Linked DNA regions of Homo sapiens: region 1 is linked to region 2. The links are chromatin contacts, found by Hi-C or POLR2A ChIA-PET in ENCODE. All regions are on one chromosome and are shown on one strand. Each heading gives the region's core, a stretch centred on a gene start or an enhancer-like site at or near the end of the contact. The rest is flanking DNA. Distances are from core to core; before and after follow the strand shown. Region 1 holds the start of MYL6 (myosin light chain 6). Region 2 holds the start of ATP5F1B (ATP synthase F1 subunit beta).

Region 1 (6,726 bases), core at 2,579-5,078, 490 kb after region 2:
CTGTCGAGACTATGTGCTGGTATAGGAGCAGAGGCTCTCACCTGCCCTAAAAGCTGTTTAAGACTTGGAAGGACATTCCCACAACATGGAATTTTGTATCTCTGTCCCTTCAGAAGTAGTGGTTTCACTCCTTCCCTTATTAGAGAGGAGGCAAGCCCCTTACCTACTTTTGTTATAATTGGCCCTTCACCCTGCTGAGGTGACGGACAGGCTTAGGCAGTGCTAATAATGGCCTGGCTTTAGCTCCAATAAACACTCCACAGGCTTCCCCACAAAAGGCCTTATTGGGAGCTTGGGAGGGCGGGGGCCAGATTTAAGGAGCTGGAAGGGTAGGAGAAGACAGCCTGATATGGAATGGAACAGGGATGGCCAGCCTTAGTCCTACTGGGATCTATGGCTTTCCTAATCTCCCAAGAGGTAGCTTGTGTAAGATGGATGAATGGGGCCAGTAGTTTTTAAATGAAGCCCAGATGGCTAGTACAGGGCCTCCCCCAGCTTTCCTCAACCCCTGCACCATTGATTGACCTTGGACTCTGCCTCAGGGCAGAAATCATCACCATCTCACCTTCTTCCCCTTTACCCTGTTCAGGAAAGAAAGAACCGAACCGAGGGCCCAGAGAGCAAGTTTATTTGGTGAATGCTGACGGCAAACATCATCCAAGAGAGACAAGATGGGAAAGTTGCTGAGACAAGAAAGCCTAGGGAAACTTTAGGCTAGATACAAAATTCACACAGGGAAAGGCACGGACTCTGGGGAGACTGGGAAGGTCCTCAGCCATTCAGCACCATGCGGACGAGCTCTGTGGAAAGGAAAGGTGGGATGAGCCAGGGAACAGGGCTGTGGAGGGGTACGCCAAGGGCCAGGGGACTACCAGACTGCAAAGGTAGCATAAGCGGGAACATGCCCACAGCAACCAACCCTGGGGTCAGTTTGCAGAGGAGCCACCTTGAGTCTGACCAGTTCTCCATGCCCCTAGCTCCCCTCCCAGCAGCTGTTAGTCCCCCACCCAAACCTAAGCAGCAAGAACACAGCAGAGGCAGAAAAGTTCTCCACTACACCTACAGCTACTGTCAGCCACTGGCGGGAGGAGAGGACAGAGTTTTGGGTTAGGGTACCTCCAAGCTGCCCAGCGAGGGAAGGGGAAAGGACTGTTCAGCTATAGCAGCAGAATGGGGCAGGCAACCCATACCCCTCTATGCCAGCTACCCATGCTCCAGGGCCAGAAGGTCACCCTAAAGCAAGACTGGTATACAGGCTGGTGAGAGTTCCCAGACACCAGCACCCAGGGCCGCATAAGTAAAACCTCAGGGCCCATTCTAGAGGTAAGGAGGTACTGTACCCCCAGGTTGTCTTCCTCTTTGAGGAATCCCTCCCCTCCCTAGTCAGCTCCATGCAGAAACATGCCAGGAGGAAGTCAGATGGTAGTAGGGTAAGGGCAGGGGATAAAGAGCACAGGTTGGGGAAAAAAGAAACACTGGGGAGATCAACTAGAGGAGAGGCTGGGAGGAGCCGTACCCGCCCCATGGGCCCGTCACCCCGACAGGATATGCCTCACAAACGCTGCAGGAAGGAAGAGACATTCATGGTGAAGACAAGACAAAGACATGGGGTGAGGGGTCAGGCAGTGGGGACAGACATTCCATTATTTCACTTCTCATTCCTTCCCACCCTCTACAATACTACCCCCTTCCTTTCCTGTTATACCGCCCTGACCTCCCACTCCTGGGCTGGGCTGGGCAGGGCCCTGCACCTTGCCTCCTGGCTCTTTTTGGAGCCCAAGTCCAGGGATAGGGAAAGCCCCAGACACTATACTTGACCTGCCCCATATGGCTGCTTTCTCTGAGAAAGCGCAGTTCACCTCTTACCTTCATAGTTGATACAACCATTGCTGTCCTCATGCCCTGCCACCAGCATCTCTACTTCTTCCTCTGTCATCTTCTCACCTGCAGGGGGAAAGAAAGCATTTTTGGAATTGGGTGACAAGTGAGGTACCTCAGGGTGCCATCTCAGCTCAAGGACAAGGACACAGAACCTTACCCAGTGTGACAAGAACATGCCGGATTTCAGCACCCATGACGGTGCCATTTCCTTCCTTGTCAAACACCCGAAGTCCTTCGACATAATCCTCATAGGTGCCCTGGTCCTTGTTCTTGGCCACTGTCTGCAGCATGGGCAGAAAGTGCTCAAAGTCCAGCACCTTCACATTCATCTCTGCCATAAAGGAGGTGGAAGTGTCAGGCCAGAGAAGTAACACAAGTTCTCAGGACAGGGGATTATAGAGACCTCAACTGAACAGAGAGATGACAGATGACTCCCCACTAAAAGCAAGGAAATCCATGGGATTTGCTAATCCAGACTTGCTTGAGTTTGGGGCCTATGAAGATAAAGGGAAGCTCTTAGCTGAAGAACTGTGGGCCCATGACCACACTGAGGAGTTGTTCTTTAGGCCCCTCACCATCACTCTTGGGGTTCCCCAGGACCTTGAGCACCTCGGCGTTGGTAGGGTTCTGGCCCAGGGCCCTCATCACATCCCCACACTGGCTGTACAGGATCTTGCCATCACCTGTTCGGTCAAACAGCTGGAAGGCCTCCTTGAACTCTGAGGATTCAGATGAATGTCAACACAGGATTTGAGGGTTAATCCAAACCCTACCTCAGAGCTCTGCTGCCCATTCAACTTTGATCATGCTGAGGAAACGAGATATCTGCACCAAACTGTACACCAAAGTCTACTTAAGAGGGCTCTATTTCTCTTCCTCCCAACTCAAGTGTTCTATATAGAGGCTTCCTCCCCTTCTGGCAGCCTGGTAACATCCATTTACACAACCCCTCTGCCTGCGGCAGGCCTGCCAATCTCCACTGCTGCTACTACACTTCTCAGGGCAGGAATTCGCCACCGCCCAGTCTCAGTCCTGTCCTTATAAGGAAGTGGGAGCAGCAGCCTGGGACTAGGGTCATCCCAACCTGCCACTTCGCACCCCTCCAGTATAAAGAGAACTTCCAGAGGGTATAGCTACAGTCATATCCTTAGCAAACTCCCCTGTCTTGTCCCCATCTGCACAGAATATCAGGTCACTGCTCTACAATCTTCACAACTGCAAGCTGGGAGGGCGGGGACAGTTATCACAAGAGGAGAAAAGAGGCAGAAGTAGCTGATTAAAGGACAAAGGAAAGCAGGCAGCTTTATACACCCTCCCGAGACCCCACACACAGCAGGCATTAAGTGACCAAGTTTTTTCACATACCCACACCACCTAAAACTCACCCAGTGCTTGGGATCAGATCTAGAGTGGAAGGGGAGGGAGGAAGAAAGTGAGAAAAGAAAATGGAGGATCCAGAAGAAGAGAAAATAATCCAGGGGGTAATCTCATGGGGGTGCTAAAGAGATGACAGATTAAGATTAGAGGATAGGTGCTGGGGGGAGGGTGTCCCTCTCCCTAAGGGTGACCTCGGTAGGGATCAGAGATAACCTACCTGCGGTCTGGTCTTCGGTGAAGTCACACTGCTCAGAGAAGAGGGAAGTGGTCAGCATCTGAACGCCAATCCCCCGAGTTTCTATCCCAGCCCCACAAACTCTGACCCACAAACTCTGACCCACAAACTCCTGTTTCAGGCTGCAGACTCGCTTCCCCGCAGGGCCCCAGTCTTTCCAACCCCACCTCCAACCTTTCGGGTCCTCAGATTCCCTTTGCCTCCTACCCCTGCCTTCTCCTCGCCCCCCACCCGTCTCTTCCTGCCTCTCGTCCCCAATCCTGCCCGTCTCCCAAGACCTGGGCCCCACCATCTTGACTGCTCAGCTCTCCGGGACCTTTTCCTGCAGTAATGGCTCCGACTCTCGGCCCAACCCTAGTCTTAGTACGTCCCGATGACGTCACCCTCAGAGGACTCAGCCAATAGGAACCGTGGCCTGGGTTTATGCAGACGATTGCTACATTAGTAATGACTTGGGCGGGGTCCGCTGTTCCTTTCTCCAGCGCCACCTGGGCACAGAACCCGCTCGGAGGTGGGGGGGGTCGTGGGGGGAGGTGGGGGGGCGGGGGTCGTGGGGGGACGTGGGCTGGGGCACAATGAATCTGCACCTCCCAACAGCAGGAAGATCAGAGGATTGGAAGAGGAGAGAGCCCTCTTTTCCCGCCCTCTCCTCCTAGCACCCTCCCCGTCTCCCGCTGCTCCCCCAACCATGAAAAAAATAGCAGTCTGAAACCAAGAGAGGAACCCAGTCTTTATTTTGAAACAATAGGTGGCCTCCTGGTGGCTGGAACGTGCTTTCGCCTGCGGGGCCCAGTGTCCGGACCCCACTGGATCTGTGGAAAAAAACCAAAGTTGCGAAGCGCTGGAGCCCGTGCAGCAACCGGACAGCAGAATGAACTCCGCTGCTTTTCTATGTTGGCTGAGAGAAGGGCGGGAGACTTGCCTCGTAAGGCGCGGCGAAGGGGTGGGAGGGCCCTACCTGCAGCACTCAGACGCTTAGGATGTGTTTCAAGAAGGCTGCAGAGAGAGGAGGCAAGAGGGGCTTCAGAAGCAGGCCTTTGGATAATACATCTGACTCTAGGTAATCCAGGGGTGCCCCCGCCCACACGCGGCAAGACGCCAGGCTGCCCTCCTCCCTCGGCCCCGCTCCCGCTTTTTTGTCCCCTCACCCTCGTAGTTGATGCAGCCGTTGCTGTCCTCGTGTCCTGCCAGAACGGTCTCCACCTCCTCCTCAGTCATCTTCTCTCCTGAATCCCAGACACAACGTCTGAGGCCCTCCTTTCCCTCCTTCACTCACCCAGGCCACGCTTTTCCTTTTTTTTTTTGAGACGGAGTTTCGCTCCTGTCGCTCAGGCTGGAGTGCAGTGGAGCGGAGCGATCTCGGCTCACTGCAACCTCCGCCTCCCGTGTTCACGCGATTCTCCTGCCTCACCCTCCCGAGTAGCTGGGATTACAGGCGCCCGGCTAATTTTTTGTATTTTTGGTAGAGACGAGGTTTCGCCATGTTGGGCAGGCTGCTCTCAAACTCTTGACCTCAGGTCATACACCTGCCTCGGCCTCCCAAAGTGCTAGGATTACAGGCGTGAGCCACCGCGCCTGGCTTTTTCCATATATTTTTGTAAACAACAATATAAACATAACAATTGTAATTTTTTTTTTTTTTTTTTGAGATAGGGTCTCCCTCTGTCACCCAGGCTGGAGTGCAGTGACATCATCATGGCTCACTGCAACTTCCACCTCCTGGGCTCCAGTGATTCACATCGGCCTTCGAAGTAGCTGGGACTACAAGCGTGCACCACCACGCCTGGCTAATTTTTAAATTTTTTTGTAGAGACATGGTTTTGCCATGTTGCTCAGGCTGGTCTCGAACTCCTGAGCTCAAATGATCTGCCCATCTCGGCCTCCCAAAATGCTGAGATTACAGGTGTGAGCCACCACGCCCAGCCTTGTACTTTTTTTTTTTTTAAATAGAGATAGAATCTCACTACGTTGCCCAGGCTGGTCTCGAACTCCTGGGCTCAAGCGATCCTCCTGCCTTGGCCTCCCAAAGTGCTAGGATTACAGGAGTGAGCCACTGCTCCCGGCCAGCCCATGCTGTTTTGCTTTTTTTTAAACTGAGTCTTGCTCTATCACCCAGGCTGGAGTACAGTGGCACGGTCTCGGCTCACCGCAACCTCCACCTCCCGGGTTAAAGCGATTCTCCTGCCTTAGCCTACCAAGTAGCTGGGATTACAGGCACCCGCCATCATGCCTGGCTAATTTTTGTGTTTTTAGTAGAGACGAGGTTTCACCATGTTGGCCAGGCTGGTCTTGAACTCCTGATCTCAAGTGATCCGCCTGCCTCGGCTTCCCAAAGTGCTGGGATTACAGGCTTGAGCCACCGTGTCTGGCCTTTTTTTTTTTTTTTGAGACAGAACCTTGCTCTGTCCCCCAGGCTGGAGTACAGTGGCATGATCTCTCGGCTCACTGCAACCTCAGACTCCCGGGTTCCAGCGATTCTCCTGCCTCAGCCTCCTGGGTAGCTGGGATTATAGGTGCGTGCCACCATGCCCGCCTAGTTTTTATATTACTAATAGAGATGGGGTTTTACCATGTTGGCCAGGCCGGTCTCGAACTCCCGAGCTAAGGTGATCCGCCCGCCTTGGTCTCCCAAAATGCTGGGATTACAGGCGTGAGCCACCATACCTGGCCAGGCCACGCTCTTTAGAGTGGTACCTCTTCTTCTCCCATAGCCTCAGTCCTCAAGGGAATCCTCCCCTGGTCATGGATGCCTCTTGCTTTCCATTTCACCCTAGTACTGCTGAAAGTATTGACCCACAAGGAAACAATCCCAGGAGGTTACGAGACTTGTACCAGAACACACAACCCACACGTCTCTTCCAAAATGAAAATTCAGGTTTCCCGCCTCATCCCTTTTCCTCTGCCCTCCGGATGGCACTTTAGCCTCTGGAAGAGCGAGTCCTTCAGATTCTACCCCCATAGCTCTGACCTTCTCAGTCTCCTGCCGACAACCTGCAGGACAGTAAGCCTCCTGCTAGCTCTGCTTATCTGTCCAGTCTTTCTGGCCCACCCCATCCCCCTCTCCACTCTAAAGGAGTTCTGGTCCCCCTTGCCTGCCTCACCAAGGGTGGTGAGAACATGTCTGAGCTCTGCTCCCATGACTTTGCCGTTCCCCTCCTTGTCAAACACACGAAACCCCTCCAAGTAGTCCTCATATGTGCCTTGGCCTCGGTTCTTGGCCACTGCCTGGAGCA
Region 2 (7,757 bases), core at 2,492-4,991:
CATAGTGAAACCCTGTCTCTAGTAAAAATACAAAAAAATTAGCCAGGCATGGTGGTGCGCACCTGTAGTCCCAGCTACTTGGGAGGCTGAGGCAGGAGAATCACTTGAACCTGGGAAGCATAGGTTGCAGCGAGCCGAGATAGCACCATTGCACTCCAGCCTGGGCAACAAGATTGATACTGCATCTCAAAAAAAAGAAAAAAATGACAGAGTAATGTGTTTAATGGTTAATAATACTCTAATTTTGCCAAGACCCAAATTGATGATACAAAACCAAAGTTCTCAAATCAGATTAAGTCTTGCTGGAAAGGTTGGGAGAGGGAGGAAGTCTTGGAGCTTCTTCACTTTTATATAAAATTATCTCTTTTTTTTTGAGATGGGGGTCTCACTATGTTGCCCAGGCTGGAGTGCAGTGTCGCAGATATTGGCTCACTGCAACCTCCATCTCCTAGGCTCAAGCAATCCTCCCACCTCAGCTTCCTGAGTAGCCTCCTGCAATGGTGCAATCTTAGCTCACTACAACCTCTACCTCCTGGGCTCAAGCCATCCTCCCATCTTAGCCTTCCCAGTAGCTGGGAATACAGACATATACCACCATGCCTGGCTAATTTTTGTATTTTTGTAGAAACAGGGTTTCACCATGTTGCCCAAGCTGGTCTCCAACTCCTGGACTCATGTAATGCCCCCATATCAGCATTCCAAAGTGCTGGGATTATAGGCGCAAGCCACCATGCCCAGCCTGTAAAATTATCCTTGTTCAGGTCAGAAACAGATGAGGCCATAGATATGATATAACAGGCTCACAAATGACAAAAGGAATCTTTATTTTGATTTCTTTTTCATCTCTGCTTTTTTTTTAAGCAACCCACATTGTCTAGAATTTAAAAAACATCCTCAACATTATTTGCCCTATATTACTTTTTCAAGGGCATTATACTAAACAGACTCTGCTCACAAAATGTATGAGAGGAACAAATTATTGAATGGATTGGATAGGATAACATTGACATTAGTCAATAGTAAACAAAAATAATAATATCATGTATATATAGGGCTAATTTTGTGCCAGGCATTGTTCTCAATGCTTCTTTCTTATATTAGTCTACTTAATTCTCAAAACAATCCTAGGATATAATCCCCATTGTTAGTAGTAGTATCCCTTTTATGGATGAGGAAACTGATGTAAAGAGATTAAATAACTTGCCCAATGACAGCTAGTGAGTGGCAAACACAAGATTCCCAGCCTGGCTCCAGTGGCAATATGCAATATTCTCTTTTTTTTTGAGATGGAGTTACACTCTTGTTGCCCAGGCTGGAGCGCAATGGTGCAATCTCAGCTCACCGCAACCTCCGCCTCCTGGGTTCAAGTGATTCTTTTGTCCCAGCCTCCCAAATAGGTGGGATTACAGGCCACCACACCCAGCTAATTTTGTATTTTCAGTAGAAACCGAGTTTCTCCATGTTGGTCAGGCTGGTCTTGAACTTCCAACCTCAGGTGATCTGCCCGCCTTGGCCTCCCTAAGTGCTGGGATTATAGGAGTGAGCCACCGCGCCCGGACTAATTTTTTTGTATTTTTAGTAGAGGCCGGGTTTCATCTTGTTGGCCAGCCTGGTCTCAGGTGATCTACAGGCCTTGGCCTCCCAAAGTGCAGGGATTACAGGTGTAAGCCACCACACCCAGCCAAAATCCTATGTTTTGATGCAGTCCACTGAAATTAGTTTTGATCCCACTCCACCATGGAATGATTTCCTAGTTGCCAAACCCAAACCCAGAGGATTTTTTTCAGCCCTAATTTTTTTTTCTTCTTTTTTATTTTTCTTTTTTTGTTGAGACAGGGTCTCACAACGTCAGCCAGCATGGAGTACAATGGTGCAATCTTAGCTCTCTGCAACCTCTACCTCCTGGGCTCAAGCCATATTCCCATCTCAGCTTCCCCAGTAGCTGGGACTACTGGCACATGCCACACCTGGCTAATTGTGTGTCTGTGTGTGTGTGTGTGTGTGTGTTTATTTTTTTACATATTTTTTAGAGACAAGGTTTCACCACGTTGCCCAGGCTGGTATTGAACTCCTGGGCTCAAGTTATCCACCCACCTCGGCTTCCCAAAGTGTTGGGATTACTGGGCTGGCCGTGCCCAGCCCAGCCCTTTTTACTTATTTTATTATTTATTTATTTATTTATTTTTTATTATTATTTTTGAGACGGAGTCTCGCTCTGTCACCAGGCTGGAGTGCAGTGGCACGATCTCAGCTCATTGAAACCTCCGCCTTCCAGGTTCACGCCATTCTCCTGCCTCAGCCTCCTGAGTAGCTGGGACTACAGGCGCCCGCCACCACGCCCAGCTAATTTTTGTATTTTTAGTAGAGACGGGGTTTCACCATGTTGGCCAGGATGGTCTAGATCGCTTGACCTCATGATCTGCCCACCTCGGCCTCCCAGAGTGCTGGGATTACAGGCGTGAGCCACCGTGCCCAGCCTATTTTATTTTATATATTTATTTTATTTTTTTAGAGAGTCTCACTCTGTCGCCCAAGCTGGAGTGCAGTGGCGCTATCTCGGCTCACTGCAAGCTCCGCCTCTCGGATTTACGCCATTCTCCTGCCTCAGCCTCCCAAGTAGCTGGGACTACAGGCGCCCGCCACCACGCCCGGCTAATTTTTTGTATTGTTAGTAGAGACCGGGTTTCACTGTGTTAGTCAGGATGGTCTCGATCTCCTGACCTCGTGATCCGCCCGCCTTGGCCTCCCATAGTGCTGGGATTACAGGCGTGAGCCACCGCGCCCAGCTAATTTTTGTATTTTTAGTAGAGACGGGGTTTCACCATGTTAGCTAGGCTGGTCTCGAACTCCTGACCTCAGGTGATCCACCTGCCTCGGCCTCCGAAAGTACTGGGATTACAGGCGTGAGCCACCGCTCCCAGCCTACCCTAAGAATTTCTATTCACATTTCATAGCTGAGGTCTCTCAGCTTCCTTCAAGGTGGACAATTCTGTATCTCTAGGTGACCCAATTTTATCCCCTCGTCTTTCGTGCACCCAGTTTATGCTAACCAGGAACCATCACATTATTGCATTGTTTGTTCACCTGGACCTTAAAAGGAAGGTTCTTAGTCTTATTTATCTTATTATTGAGTCTCCTCAATGCCCTGCTAAAGTACTGGTTACATTAGTTTATTTCATTTTAATAGGTTTAAATGATAAAGATCCTGTCTAGGTTGCTAATCTGTGCAATCGCCTGGGAGCTTGCAATCTCACTACTTCGAGAGAAAAACCTTATTTTGGCTCTAAAGAGGGCTCCTGACTTCGCCACGCTCACCTTCAGTGGTGCTTCACCGCACTACCACTTCCCTAACCACCGCCCCTATGGCTGTCACCTAGATCAAGGACCTATCTAAGGAGAAAGCCCAAGGACAGGCAAAGACAGGCCACGCACTTTCAACAGGAACTCGGCCCCTTTCCTAAACGTAGTTCCTCTGATTACCCTGTCCAACGGACGTCGCTATGATCCAATTAAGTTTTGAGGCTCAGAGTGACGCCCTCTAACCTCACACTGTCCAATAAAAAAAGGAGTTTCAGATTAGCACCAGTTTTGACCAATGGATGAGAAGATCAGCGTGTATTAACCTGTAGAAGCAGCACAGAGAATGATGAGCAGCCAGTTCACCCAATGGACCTGCCTACTGCAGCGTAGGCCTCGCCTCAACGGCAGGAGAGCAGGCGGCTGCGGTTGCTGCAGCCTTCAGTCTCCACCCGGACTACGCCATGTTGGGGTTTGTGGGTCGGGTGGCCGCTGCTCCGGCCTCCGGGGCCTTGCGGAGACTCACCCCTTCAGCGTCGCTGCCCCCAGCTCAGCTCTTACTGCGGGCCGCTCCGACGGCGGTCCATCCTGGTAAGTGCTTTTCTCTAGGAGCTAACGTTCCATTTTGCCGCCCCATGACCTTGAGCCGGGGAACGATGGTAGCTCGGGCCTAAGGGATCCGTGGTGTTAAAAGGATGCCTGGAGCCGCGTCTTGCTCTCTAATGGCTGGAGAACAAGAATGGGACACCCATAGGAGGTTTCTTCGACCCAGCTCTGTCCCATTTTGTATAAAGTCCTTTGTGTGACGGAAAAGGTGCGGGCAGGTGCGTTGACCTTCCGGTTGAATAGGGGTACTGAACTCTCGAAAAATGGGGTCTTGTGCATGCGGATGGGAAGGCTGTGCAGGCGCTTTATCGATCGCTGCGCGGCCTTCCCTCTTGGACACGCGTTCCGTACAAGCGGAAAGAGGCCTGACTTCGGCTGAGTTTTCCTCTCCTTGTGTGTTAAGTCCTGGCTTCCGATGACCTTTAACTGGCCTGACCCCAGCTCCTTCCAATATCTTTTGTCTGTTAGTCAGGGACTATGCGGCGCAAACATCTCCTTCGCCAAAAGCAGGCGCCGCCACCGGGCGCATCGTGGCGGTCATTGGCGCAGTGGTGGACGTCCAGTTTGATGAGGGACTACCACCAATTCTAAATGCCCTGGAAGTGCAAGGCAGGGAGACCAGACTGGTTTTGGAGGTGGCCCAGCATTTGGGTAAGTAGAGTTTGTTAGGAATAGTAAAGACCTTGTGTAGCCCAAATATCCCCAAAACCAAGCTGTCTGCCTTCTATGATGATTTTATCAAAATGACTTTCGTTCTTCTGAGTTTGCTGAAGCCACATTTAGGTACTGAGAAGGAGTCTTGGTCGATTTAGGTCTTGATACCAATTTATCCTTATGTATAACCCTGCGATGCCTGTATCTAACAGGTGAGAGCACAGTAAGGACTATTGCTATGGATGGTACAGAAGGCTTGGTTAGAGGCCAGAAAGTACTGGATTCTGGTGCACCAATCAAAATTCCTGTTGGTCCTGAGACTTTGGGCAGAATCATGAATGTCATTGGAGAACCTATTGATGAAAGAGGTCCCATCAAAACCAAACAGTAAGTTGCTCTTATTGCATCTATGCACAAAGGAACTTCTGTTATTTGCAGTTTTACACATTAAGGTGACATGTTCTCCTAAAGCAGAATTTTTCTTCTGATACGTTCGATTATTAAAATCACACAGTGCAGTTTCACCTGAAGAAATTAGGATGCAGAATTTCTGATTGACAAAAGCCTACTACTTGAGGTTTTTTTTTTTGAGAGGGAGTTTCGCTCTCGACTCACTGCAACCTCCACCTCCTGGGTTCAAGTGATTCTCCTGTCTCAGCCTCCTGAGTAGCTGGGATTACAGGTGCATGCCATCATGCCCGGCTAATTTTTGTATTTTTAGTACAGATGGGGTTTCACCATGTTGGCCAGGCTGGTCTCGAACTCCTGATTTTGGGTGATTCCCCCCCCACCTCGGCCCCCCAAAGTGCTGGGATAACAGGCATGAGCCACTGCGCCTGGCTAGTTGAGTATTTTTAAGACTCGGTCTTATGGCTTAGGTTTAGGAGTCTCCAAAACTTGTAGGTTTTTGTATTTGCTATTGCTATGTGAGGGAATGCTGTTAGGTTAAGGCTCAGTAAAATGAAAAATTTATGACAGTTAAAGTCAGGGAATGGGATTATTGTTTCCTAAGATAATAATTTTCTTTATTGCAGAAAGTTGGGTTAGATCCTAGATGATAGTTTATCTGATTTATGTAAGAAAGGGGAGGTAAGACTGTGGTTCCTCAGGTAAAGGGATGGACTTGAGAGTTGATAGGGAGGGATATATAAGATTATCATTTGCTTTCAACAAGGTGAATAGATACTATCCTCTCTTCTACCTTTACAGATTTGCTCCCATTCATGCTGAGGCTCCAGAGTTCATGGAAATGAGTGTTGAGCAGGAAATTCTGGTGACTGGTATCAAGGTTGTCGATCTGCTAGCTCCCTATGCCAAGGGTGGCAAAATTGGTATGTTATTAAGGGGTACATATTTTCCAAACCTAATATGGGAGGAAAAACTCATACAATGTTATGAGTGGATATTGACATCTATTCCTCACTGATGAGTACGTTCTGACTTTCGTTCTTCTGAGTTTGCTGAAGCCAGATGCAATTTCTGAGAAGGAATAGGATGGAAGGAAGCAATTACTTTTTTTGAAGTTTGCTTATTTAGGAAAGCAGAACTCTTAAATATTCTTTCTTTTCAACCTCTTATAGGGCTTTTTGGTGGTGCTGGAGTTGGCAAGACTGTACTGATCATGGAGTTAATCAACAATGTCGCCAAAGCCCATGGTGGTTACTCTGTGTTTGCTGGTGTTGGTGAGAGGACCCGTGAAGGCAATGATTTATACCATGAAATGATTGAATCTGGTGTTATCAACTTAAAAGATGCCACCTCTAAGGTAAGCATTGAGCTAATTGATGTCCACGTGGTAGTTACGCCAGGAAACTATTGCCAACTGAAGCCATGTTCTATATTTTCTATTTAATTTTTTTTTCTTTTTAAGAAAATGTTAATATTTTCATTTTCGTGTCCCAGGGCCTACAAAGGAAACCTGTTAGTGTTTTCCCCCCCAACTTCCAATACACAAATGGACATTTTCTTTCCTCTTTGATACTGACATTAAATAACATTTCCAGGTTTTCTTTTTGGTAGATAGTCCCATCATTTGAAAGCTAATTTTGGGAGGGCTGGATTGGACGTGGTACATATGTTTCAGTTAAGCCTATTTTGTACTTTTCACTTAACTTGAATAGGTTTTTATTTCCTTTCTACTATAGTTTTGCCTTACTAATATAAGAAGCTGTCTTTTTTTTTTGAACTGCATCTCTAATAGGGAAAAGAAACTTGCACACAAAAACGCTGACACCTTCTGAGAAAGGATCTGTGGTCGTTTCTCCGATTTGGGAACCTTCAGTATGTGGCTTCTCTACTCCTTTGTCAGGTTTTACGATTATGTATGATTACTGCAGGTAGCGCTGGTATATGGTCAAATGAATGAACCACCTGGTGCTCGTGCCCGGGTAGCTCTGACTGGGCTGACTGTGGCTGAATACTTCAGAGACCAAGAAGGTCAAGATGTACTGCTATTTATTGATAACATCTTTCGCTTCACCCAGGCTGGTTCAGAGGTAAGAGGGAAGGCTTGAGAGGACCTGGTTCATCTGGCCTTTCTTCGGATGAGGCTAAGGATGTAGACACCTAAGACCTTTTTTTCTTTTAGGTGTCTGCATTATTGGGCCGAATCCCTTCTGCTGTGGGCTATCAGCCTACCCTGGCCACTGACATGGGTACTATGCAGGAAAGAATTACCACTACCAAGAAGGGATCTATCACCTCTGTACAGGTAAGAAAAATTACATAGATGAAGATCTGATTTGTATAAAGGCAGGGTGCAGTGGTGCATCTCAGCTACTGAGGAGGCTGAGGCAGGAAGATTGCTTGAGCCCAAGAGATCAGCCTGGGGAACAAAGCTGTATGTATGTAGAGAGATGTATAAAACTGACTGGGCCAGGCGTGGTGGTTCATGCCTGTAATACCAACACTTTGGGAGGCTGAGGTACGCGGATCATGAGGTCAGGAGTTAAGACACCACCCTGGCCAACGTGGTGAAATCCCGTCTCTACTAAAGATACAAAAAATTAGCTGGGCGTTGTGGCAGGCGCCTGTAATCCCAACTACTCAGAGGCTGAGGCAGGAGAATCGCTTGAATCCGGGAGGCAGAGGTTGCAATGAGCCAAGATTGGGGCACTGCACTCCAGCCTGGGTGACAGAGTCAGACTCTGCCTCAAAAAATTAAAAAAAAATAAATGAAGGTATACATTTAAATGTAGATC

The links. Hi-C counts contacts between places; a loop is a spot of excess contacts on that map. ChIA-PET counts read pairs that join two places held with the same protein, here RNA polymerase II (POLR2A). Pooled maps may share reads with other maps.
Region 1: a loop to region 2 is called in a pooled map, with 5 times the contacts of the local background. The contact joins the promoter of MYL6 here to the promoter of ATP5F1B in region 2. A Hi-C loop is called at or near these places in 1 of 168 maps with a recorded cell type or tissue (gastrocnemius medialis), 3 of 37 single-sample maps with no recorded cell type and 9 of 50 pooled maps. POLR2A ChIA-PET finds 5 or more read pairs at or near these places in 6 of 52 experiments (Caco-2, H1, MCF 10A and 3 more).

What each region holds. Positions count from the first base shown.
Region 1 is chr12:56,155,461-56,162,186 of GRCh38, reverse strand. It overlaps MYL6 (myosin light chain 6), which reads right to left and starts at 3,828. Exons shown (of 7, transcript NM_021019.5): 1 at 3,783-3,828; 2 at 3,476-3,503; 3 at 2,457-2,600; 4 at 2,039-2,212; 5 at 1,867-1,944; 6 at 1,517-1,561; 7 at 608-800. The coding sequence starts at 3,785. The coding sequence ends at 1,533. MYL6B (myosin light chain 6B) reads right to left here. Exons shown (of 8, transcript NM_002475.5): 5 at 6,595-6,726; 6 at 4,642-4,719; 7 at 4,452-4,489; 8 at 4,205-4,305. The coding sequence ends at 4,461. It overlaps MYL6B-AS1 (MYL6B antisense RNA 1), which reads left to right and starts at 3,962. Exons shown (of 3, transcript NR_186043.1): 1 at 3,962-4,004; 2 at 4,242-4,553. RefSeq lists enhancers at 316-936, 937-1,559, 2,530-2,599, 2,640-2,709, 4,720-4,829 and silencers at 3,380-3,559, 3,930-4,099.
Region 2 is chr12:56,641,968-56,649,724 of GRCh38, reverse strand. ATP5F1B (ATP synthase F1 subunit beta) reads left to right here and starts at 3,741. Exons shown (of 10, transcript NM_001686.4): 1 at 3,741-3,888; 2 at 4,372-4,554; 3 at 4,770-4,944; 4 at 5,767-5,888; 5 at 6,138-6,322; 6 at 6,894-7,052; 7 at 7,145-7,267. The coding sequence starts at 3,762. SNORD59A (small nucleolar RNA, C/D box 59A) reads left to right here and starts at 4,624; the gene lies at 4,624-4,698. It overlaps SNORD59B (small nucleolar RNA, C/D box 59B), which reads left to right and starts at 5,971; the gene lies at 5,971-6,045. RefSeq lists enhancers at 3,224-3,932, 3,654-3,983, 3,933-4,643.